Regions from separate parts of the Homo sapiens genome. Here region 2 is linked to region 1. Evidence: chromatin contacts called from ENCODE Hi-C or POLR2A ChIA-PET data. All regions are on one chromosome and are shown on one strand. The core of a region is the stretch at or near the end of the contact, and the rest is flanking DNA. Distances in the headings are between cores, read along the strand shown. Region 1 has its middle 8.3 kb from the start of MIR6867. Region 2 has its middle 7.9 kb from the start of TNS4.

The links. A loop is a pair of places that touch in the nucleus more often than their neighbours do. ChIA-PET counts read pairs that join two places held with the same protein, here RNA polymerase II (POLR2A). Pooled maps may share reads with other maps.
Region 2: a loop to region 1 is called in a pooled map of gastrocnemius medialis, with 2.0 times the contacts of the local background. The contact joins two enhancer-like sites. A Hi-C loop is called at or near these places in 1 of 37 single-sample maps with no recorded cell type and 4 of 50 pooled maps. POLR2A ChIA-PET finds 5 or more read pairs at or near these places in 2 of 52 experiments (H1 and WTC11).

Annotation. Positions count from the first base shown.
Region 1 is chr17:40,199,674-40,204,037 of GRCh38, reverse strand. No RefSeq gene overlaps it. Among named protein-coding and RNA genes, the nearest start is that of MIR6867, 8.3 kb to the right of the region's middle. Within about 2 kb of position 1,742, at least 3 of the 41 ENCODE cell types and tissues checked have a DNase peak (open chromatin) inside an H3K27ac peak, as active enhancers do.
Region 2 is chr17:40,507,323-40,511,755 of GRCh38, reverse strand. No RefSeq gene overlaps it. Among named protein-coding and RNA genes, the nearest start is that of TNS4, 7.9 kb to the right of the region's middle. Within about 2 kb of position 1,320, at least 8 of the 41 ENCODE cell types and tissues checked have a DNase peak (open chromatin) inside an H3K27ac peak, as active enhancers do.

The sequences.
Region 1 (4,364 bases), core at 493-2,992:
CGGAGTCTCGTTCTGCTGCCAGGCTGGAGTGCAGTGGCACGATCTCAGCTCACTGCAACCTCCGACTCCCTGCTTCAAGTGATTCTCCTGCCTCAGCCTCCCGAGTAGCTGGGATTACAGGCATGCGCCACCACGCCCTGCTAATTTTTCTATTTTTAGTAGAGATGGAGTTTCACCATGTTGGCCAAGATGGTCTCAATCTCTTGACCTTGTGATCCGCCCGCCTCAGGCCTCCCAAAGTGCTGGGATTACAGGCGTGAGCCACCACGCCCGGCCATTTTTTTTTTTTTTGTATTTTTAATAGAGATGACGTTTCACCATGTTGGCCAGGCTGGTCTCAAACTCCTGATCTCAGGTGATCCACCTGCTTCAGCCTTCAAAGTGTTGGGATTACAGGCATGAGCCATTGCGCCCAACCTGGGAGGAGACTTTCAGAGAGATTCAGTTAGACTGCTCCGGAGTAGTGAATACACAGGTGGTGGCGGTTCTGTATGTGCTCAGAAGTTATATTAAATATATGCTGAGAAGTTACATTAGAGCAAAATCTCATCAAAGTATGGGTGCGAAGATACATCTGGTTATAGATTACAGAGGCATAATCATTAATTCGTCACATTGTTTTACGTACAGGAAGAAGCAAAGGCCAGGATCACTGAACTTATCTTTTCGGAAATTGCAGTGACTTTGGCAAGAGACACAGGAAGCTGTGCCCTATCCTGCTTATCATTTTCAGGGCATTCTTCTGGGCTGGGGACTGTGCTCACACTGACTCAGGGGCTTTGTGAAATTCTGCTGCCAAGGGAATTGGTGAAATTCTGCTGGCAAGCAGAATTAACAAAAGTGGCTACTTAGGTTTGCTACTTTGTGTCACAATACCATACTTATGAGGGTGGTTGTCTCTGGAAAGAAAGAAAGAGGATGCAACTGGGGACAGGTACCAGGTTCAGCTGGAGGGTAGGGTTTCATTTCTTTTTCTTTTTTTCTTTTCTTTTTTTTTTTTTCAGACGGAGTCTCTCTCTGTTGCCCAGGCTGGAGTACAGTAGCACGAGCTTAGCTCGCTGCAACCTCCGCCTCCCAGGTTCAAGTGATTCTCCTGCCTCAGCCTCCCGAGTAGCTGGGACTACACACCTGGCTAATTTTTTTGTGTTTTTAGTAGAGACGGGGTTTCACTGTATTAGCCAGGATGGTCTCGATCTCCTGACCTCATGATCTGCCCACCTCGGCCTCCCAAAGTGCTGGGATTACAGAAGTGAGCCACGGCACCCGGCCAAGTTTTCATTTCCTAAGCTGGGAGGTGGAGACTCAAGTGCTCATTATATTAGTCTTTAAACTTTTTGTATGATTGAAATATTACACAACACATTTAAACATAATGTTTTTTCTTTTTTTCCCCAAATATTAGGATTCTTTTTTTTTTTTTTTAGACAGTCTCACTTTGTCACCTAGGCTGGAGTGCAATGGCTCAATCTCCACACACTGCAACCTCCACCTCCTGGGTTCAAGCAATTCTCATGCCTCAGCCTTCCGAGTAGCTGGGATTACAGGCATATGCCACTACACCTGGCTTTTTTTTTTTTTTTTTTAGTAGAGGTAAGGGTCTCACTATGTTGCCCAGGCTGGTCTCAAACTCCTGAGCTCAAGCAATCCTCCTGCCTCAGCCTCCCAAAGTGCTGGGATTACAGGCGTGAGCCACTGCACACGGCCTATTTATTTTTGAGACATGTTCTTGGTCTGTTTCCCAGGCTGGCGTGCAGTGGTGTGATCATAGCTCACTGCAGCCTCAAACTTCTAGGCTTAAGCGATCCTCCCACTAGGACTACAGAAGGAAAGTGTTTTTAAAAATGGAGACTTAAAAGGGTTTAAACGCTAAAGATGAAAGAGCTCATAGGGAGAGACTGAAGAAACAAGTTCTTCCGGTCAAATATGACTTATATCTGGGGATAGACCCTCTCAGAAGGATTCAAGATTACCCCAAGAAAGGCACTATCCTCCTCTGGGTTATGTAGCCTCCTCCCTCATCCCCAGGCAGGTTGAGAAAACAATCTTGGTGGTGACACCTAGTGGATTCAAAGGGCACTGCCTAAATTCTTCACTGCACGCAGCACACCTCATGAAGACACCTTATTTATTTATTTTTTGAGACAGAGTCTCGCTCTGTCACCCAGGCTGGAGTGCAGTGTTGGGATCTCGGCTCACTGCAACCTCCGCCTCCTGGGTTCAACTGATTCTCCTGCCTCAGCCTCCCGAGTATCTGGGACTACAGGTGACCGCCACCACACCCAACTAATTTTTGTATTTTTAGTAGAGGCAGGCTTTCACCATGTTGGCTAGGCTGGTCTTGAACTCCTGACCTCAAGTGATCTGCCTGCCTCAGCCTCCCAAAGTCCTGGGATTATAGGTGTGAGCCACCATGCCTGGCCAGGAAGGGAGAATTTTTTATTTTAAATCTGTTATTAAAAACAGTGGACTGTCAGAATCTGAATTGCTTTATGGTGTAATGTAGCTACGGTAACACTTAACAAATTTTACATGACCAACTCAACAAGCCAGATAGACACACTTGTATACCCACCCCCAGGTCACGATATGGAACATTTCTTTTATTTATTTATTTATTTATTCCTCACTCTGTTGCCCAGGCTGGAGTGCAGTGGCCCGATCTCAGCTCAGTGCAACCTCAGCTCACTGCAACCTCCACCTCCCGGGTTCAAGTGATTCTCCTGCCTCAGCCTCCCGCACCTCGACCTCCCAGAGTTCTGGGATTACAGGCGAGAGCCACCGCGCCTGGCCGATATGGAACATTTCTATCGCCCCACAGGGCTTCTTCATGCCCCTTCACGGTCAATACTTTCCCCTACCCTATTGAGTAGGCACTATTTTTACTTCTTTTTTTTTTTTTTTTTTTGAGACGGAGTCTTGTTCTGTCGCCCAGGCTGGAGTGCAGTGGCATGATCTCGGCTCACTGCAAGCTCCACCTCCCGGGTTCACGTCATTCTCCTGCTTCAGCCTCCCGAGTTGCTGGGACTACAGGCGCCCGCCACCAGACCCGGCTAATTTTTTTTGTGTTTTTAGTAGAGACGGGGTTTCACCGTGTTAGCCAGGATGGTCTCGATTTCCTGTCCTCGTGATTCGCCCGCCTCAGCCTCCCAAAGTGCTGGGATTACAGGCATGAGCCACCGTGCCCAGCCTATTTTTACTTCTATCCCCGTAGATTAATTTAGCCTGCTCTTGAACTTTTTTTTTTTTTTTTTGAGATGGAGTCTGGCTCTGTTGCCCAGGCTGGAGTGCAGTGGTGCCATCCCAGCTCACCACAACCTCCGCCTCCCAGGTTCAAGCGATTCTCCTGCCTCAGCCTCCCTAGTAGCTGGGATTACAGGCATGCGCCACCATACCCAGTTAATTTTGTGTTTTTAGTAGAGACAGGGTTTCTCCGTCTTGGTCAGGCTGGCCTTGAACTCCCAATCTCAGGTGATCCACTCGCGTTGGCCTCCCAAAGTGCTGGGATTACAGGTGTGAGCCACCGTGCCCGGCCTAAATTTTTTTTTTTTTTTGAGATGGAGTCTCGCTCTGTCGTCCAGGCTGGAGTGCAGTGGCACCATCTCGGCTCACTGCAAGGTCCCCCTCCCGGTTTCACGCCATTCTCCTGCCTCAGCCTCCGGAGTAGCTGGGACTACAGGCGCCCACCACCACGCCGGGCTACTTTTTTGTATTTTTAGTAGAGACGGGGTTTCACCCTGGTAGCCAGGATGGTCTCGATCTCCTGACCTCGTGATCCGCCCGCCTCCGCCTCCCAAAGTGCTGGGATTACAGGCGTGAGCCACCGCGCCCAGCCTTTTTTTTCTTTAGACTGAGTCTTGTTCTGTCGCTGTCGCCGGGCTGGAGTGCAGTGGCGCAATCTCAGCTCACTCCAAACTCTCCCTCCCGGGTTCAAGCGATTCCCCTGCCTCAGCCTCCCAAGTAGCTGGGATTACAGGCGCACGCCACCACACCCAGCTAATTTTTTTGTATTTTAGTAGAAACAGGATTTCACCATGTTGGCCAAGATGGTCTCACTCTCCTAACCTCGTGATCCACCCGCCTCGGCCTCCCAAAGTGCTGGGATTACAGGCGTGAGCCACCGTGCCCGGCCTTTTTTTCTTTTTCTTTTTTTTTTTTAAGAGAAAGAGTCTCACTCTGTCACCCAGGCTGGAGTACAGTGGTGCAATCATAGCTCTCTGCAGCCTTGAACTCCTGGGCTTAAACAATCCTTCCACCTCAGCCTCCTGAGTAGCTGGGACTACACACATGCACCACTATGCTTGGCTTTTTTTTTTTCTTTTTTTGAGACACGGTCTCCCTCTTTCGCCCATGCTGGAATACAGTGG
Region 2 (4,433 bases), core at 71-2,570, 310 kb before region 1:
ATGGTGAGACAGGCTGTCTCCCTGGGTCCCCAAGCCTCAGCAGCATATTCTAAAGTGACAAACCCCAAGAGGCATGGAGGAGAAAAAGAAAAAGAGGTAAAGTCACCAGCTGACCTCTCCCAAGCCCCAGCCCAATACCATCTTTGATCCTGGCAGGAAAGGCCCCTGGACATACGGTTTATCCGTGCAATGGAATGTTATTCTGCCTTAGAAAGGAATGAGCTGCTGAAATGAGCTCCAGCATGGAGGAACCTGAAGTCATTATACTAAGTGAAAAAAGCCAGACACAAAAGGCTGCATAGTGTGTGACTCCATTTATATCAACTATCCAGAATAGGTAAAGCCATAAAGACAGAATACAGATTAGTGGTTGCCAGGGCCTGGAGGAGAGGGAGATGGGAGTGACTGCTTAATAGGTATAGAGTTTCCTTTTGGGGCTATAAAAATGTTCTGGACCGAAATAGAGGTGGTGGTTGCACAACATTGTGAATGTATTAAATTCACAATGGTGAATTTGATGTCATACATATTTTACTACAATAAAAGGACAAAATGAAAGGCCCTTGGCCTGGGTCCCCGGCTATAGAGGAATTCTGCTCTGGTCACCCCCATAGAATGAAGAATCTGTGGGTCCGAGTGGATGTCACCAGAACCACAGCCTCCCTTCTAGACCATGCATTGCCCATGGAGGACCATGGTATTCCTGCCCATACAGCCCTGAAACTCTTCTCCAGGTTAATTTCCCCAAAGCAAGTCACACCCTGGGCCCAAGGGATAGCTGTTTGAAGGAGAGCGGTTAGAATTTGGCTTCTCCAGGCTCTTCTGTCCCCCAACTTCTGGTGCAGGATGAAGCCAGGAATGAGAAGGTAAAAGGACCAGACCACCAGCGAGGGACTGGGATCCAGGGGCCAGCCCTCCCCAGGCAGCTACCTCCTGGCACAGAACTCCTAGTTGTCAGAGAATTATGATTTTGACCCTGGCCTTCACAGTCATTATTTTAAAAAAAAATCAAGGTAGATGGATAGAACATATTTTATTAACAGTTTGTAAGCTTGACTTATGACTTTTGAATATTTAGACTTATGGTATGTATTCATCTTCTACTTCTATATAAAAAATGACCACAGATTTAGTGGCTTAAAACAACACCCATTTATTAACTCACAGTTAACACGTGGCTCCAGGGATGCCGTGTGCAAAAGGGCTGCCCCATGTTGTCAGTGACAACAAGCCAAACCCCAGAAGGGAAGACAAAGGTGGGCATGCCGCGGTGGGGCCAGGGAGGTGTGAGAGCACAGCATGTCCTCTTACTCAGCTGCCAGGCTCAGCAGGAGGCTTGACTCATCCCATGAGCTCACCTTGGGCCTAGGGCCATGCAGGATCGCACACGAGCTGGCCGGGGATGCCCTTCTCCTGGCCAGCGTCTGGACAGACGGTCCAGCAGCTTGGGTCATTGCTGCACAGGTACCGATGCCTCCAAGAGCAGCCCTGCACTTCCCCTCCTCCAAGGACAGCGAGAGGTCCAGGAGGGCAAGCCCAAGGACGGCAGTGCCCAGCCCCCCGCCTATCTGTTTCTGGGCACAGATGGCTGATTTGCTTTTCAGATCTAACTGAGGTGTACAAATCAGCAAATTATGTCCCAAAGCCAAGAACAACTTCCTTGGTTCTGAGAGGCCCACATAACTTACCCCTGGTCACGGTGATCTAGACTTGGTCTGAGAGGCCTGGCTCTGACGTGAGGAAGGAAGGGAGTGGGAAAAGAAAGGGTCATTCTAATCAGAACCACACCTGTTCTTGGGCTCACCCGGTGCTGCTCCCCAGAGAGCACAGAGCAGAGCAGATGTTGAGGTTCTGGCCCTGAGTCCAGGGAGACAGGTATTCTTAGGACCACAGGACCCTATGCAGGGGTGGGGCTTGCACAGGCTACCCTGCATCACCTCCACATCCACACTGTCAGGGTCCAGGGAGGATCGTGGAAGGCAAGGACCTGAGTTTCAGTCTGGCATTATCACCCCATTGGCAATGGAGCCCATAGGCAACCCCCACACTAAGCCTCAGCTCACCTGTCAGTCCAATGAGGTTGCACATACATACTCCAAAAGTACTGCGGAATGTGGAAAGAAAATTTTAGAATTCATATACATGTATTTGTATCTAAAAGTAAGAAAGAGGGAGGGTGCAGTGGCTCATGCCTGTGATCCCAACACTTTGGGAGGCCAAGGTGGGTGGATCACGAGGTCAGGAGATCGAGACCATCCTGGCTAACACGGTGAAACCCCGTCTCTATTAAAAATACAAAAAATTAGCCAGGCGTGGTGGCGGGCACCTGTAGTCCCAGCTACTCAGGAGGCTGAGGCAGGAGAATGGCGTGAACACGGGAGGCGGAGCTTGCAGTGAGCCGAGATCACGCCACTGCACTCCAGCCTGGGCGACAGAGCGAGACTCCGTCTCAAAATAAAAAAAAAAAAAAAGAAAAGAAAAGAGAGAAAAATAAATAAATAAATAAATTCAGGTCAACTAATATTTAACATACAGATTGACCTAGGCACCCTCACTCAGTCTGTTTGTTGGCCAATTATGTCCCCTGAATTAGTCACTCCATCAGGCAGAGAACTTGAGGGCTATACTCTCACTCTGTTGCTCACTTTCAATGTATTGTGACATATTGATGTCTGCATATCCCAGTTTATACTGCCTGATTCAAACTAAATTAGCCCTCCTTCAAAAAAAAAAAAAGGATAAACGGCCTAAAAAGATTTCTGCAAAGAAACAGCAAGAAAATAGTAGAAGATCGCCTCATTTGCCATATCACAAAGGAAGAACAAGTATTGCCTATTGAGTGCTACAGTAGAGATTTCCAAAAATGAAATCTCTTTTCATCAGGATAAAGGTGAAGTGCAGCCAAGTTATCAAGGAAGCAACTGTGGGGGAAGGAAAAGAATATGACAGAGCATTTGAAAATAAGGTTTGAAAGTGTTCCTATTGTTACATGATTTTGTGGCTGAAAACCTCATGTGTTCCCAAGATCCTTCATATCTGCCCTTCAAACAACGAACTAAAAAAGAAATGTTTAATTTGCTTAAAAATCTTCTAAATGAAGAGTTTGAGTGGGTTTAAAAGCCATTTGCTGAAAGTATTATAATGCAACATATTCCAATTTCTTTGCAAGAACAACTGATTGACATGAGAGAAGATGGAAATTTGCAAGCCAATTTTGAACAAAACCTTTGCATAATTGGTGGATGAAATTGAAAATTGAAAATTAATGTCATGATTTAATGAGCTGAGCCCACAATGCACCCCATCCGTCTGGATCTAGGTATCTTCGTGAGGCCTTCTTTTCAGCTGTGACAACCATTAAAACTGAATATTGAAATAAACTGAATTTAGAATGAGACATTCAAATCACTGTTCCACAAAGTGTTTTCAGATTTCACAAACCAGGAGTTTCAAAAATAAACAAGCATATTCAATCACGTTGCTCTCATTGTGAGAACAAAAGGGTTTTAATTAAATGAGATGCCATAAAATTACTTTTAAATATATCATTGAAAAAGATTCAATGTATTTTTTCTTCATCTTTATTTAAAATTTTAGAATGTATATAATATAGTTTACACATATACGTATAATGAGCATAACATATTTTATAATGTACATATATTTTTGTAATGTAAATACTAATATATTTATGTATATATAGCTCATGTATATAATTTGTAAAGTTCCACGTACCTAATGTTTTTGGGTTTTTTTTTGAGATGGAGTCTCGCTGTGTCATCCAGGCTAGAGTGCAGTGGCATGATCTTGGCTCACTGCAACCTCCACCTCCTGGGTTCAAGTGATCCTCCCACCTCAGTCTCCCAAGTAGCTGGGATTACAAGCGTGCACCACCACATCCAGCTAATTCTTATATTTTTAGTAGAGATGGGGTTTCACCATATTGGCCAGACTGGTCTTGAACTCCTAACCTCAAGTGATCCACCCACCTCAGTTTCCCAAAGTGCTGGGATTATAGGCGTGAGCCACCACACCTGGCCTATATATCTGTAATTTATAAACAAATAGTTGTTAGGTTGCCTGCTCAACATTTTTTACCGATGGGATGTGTGAACAACAGAGTTTGAGTCTGAGGATGCGGCAGTGCCTGAGGGGCCCTCCATTCTGGGGTTGGAGAATGAATGGGGTCACCCTGACCTGGATGTAAGCCTTCATAATAAAGATGTTCCTGAATTGGACTTTACCTGCCCTGCAGAGGCAAGCCATTGACTAGAGCTTCAGGCATGTGTTGTTATTATTATTATTATTATTATTATTATTATTTTGAAATAGGGTCTCACTCTGTCACCCAGGCTGGAATGCAGTGGCACCATCATGGCTCACTGCAGCCTCAGCCTACCTGGGCTCAGGTGATCCTCCCACCTCAGCCTCCC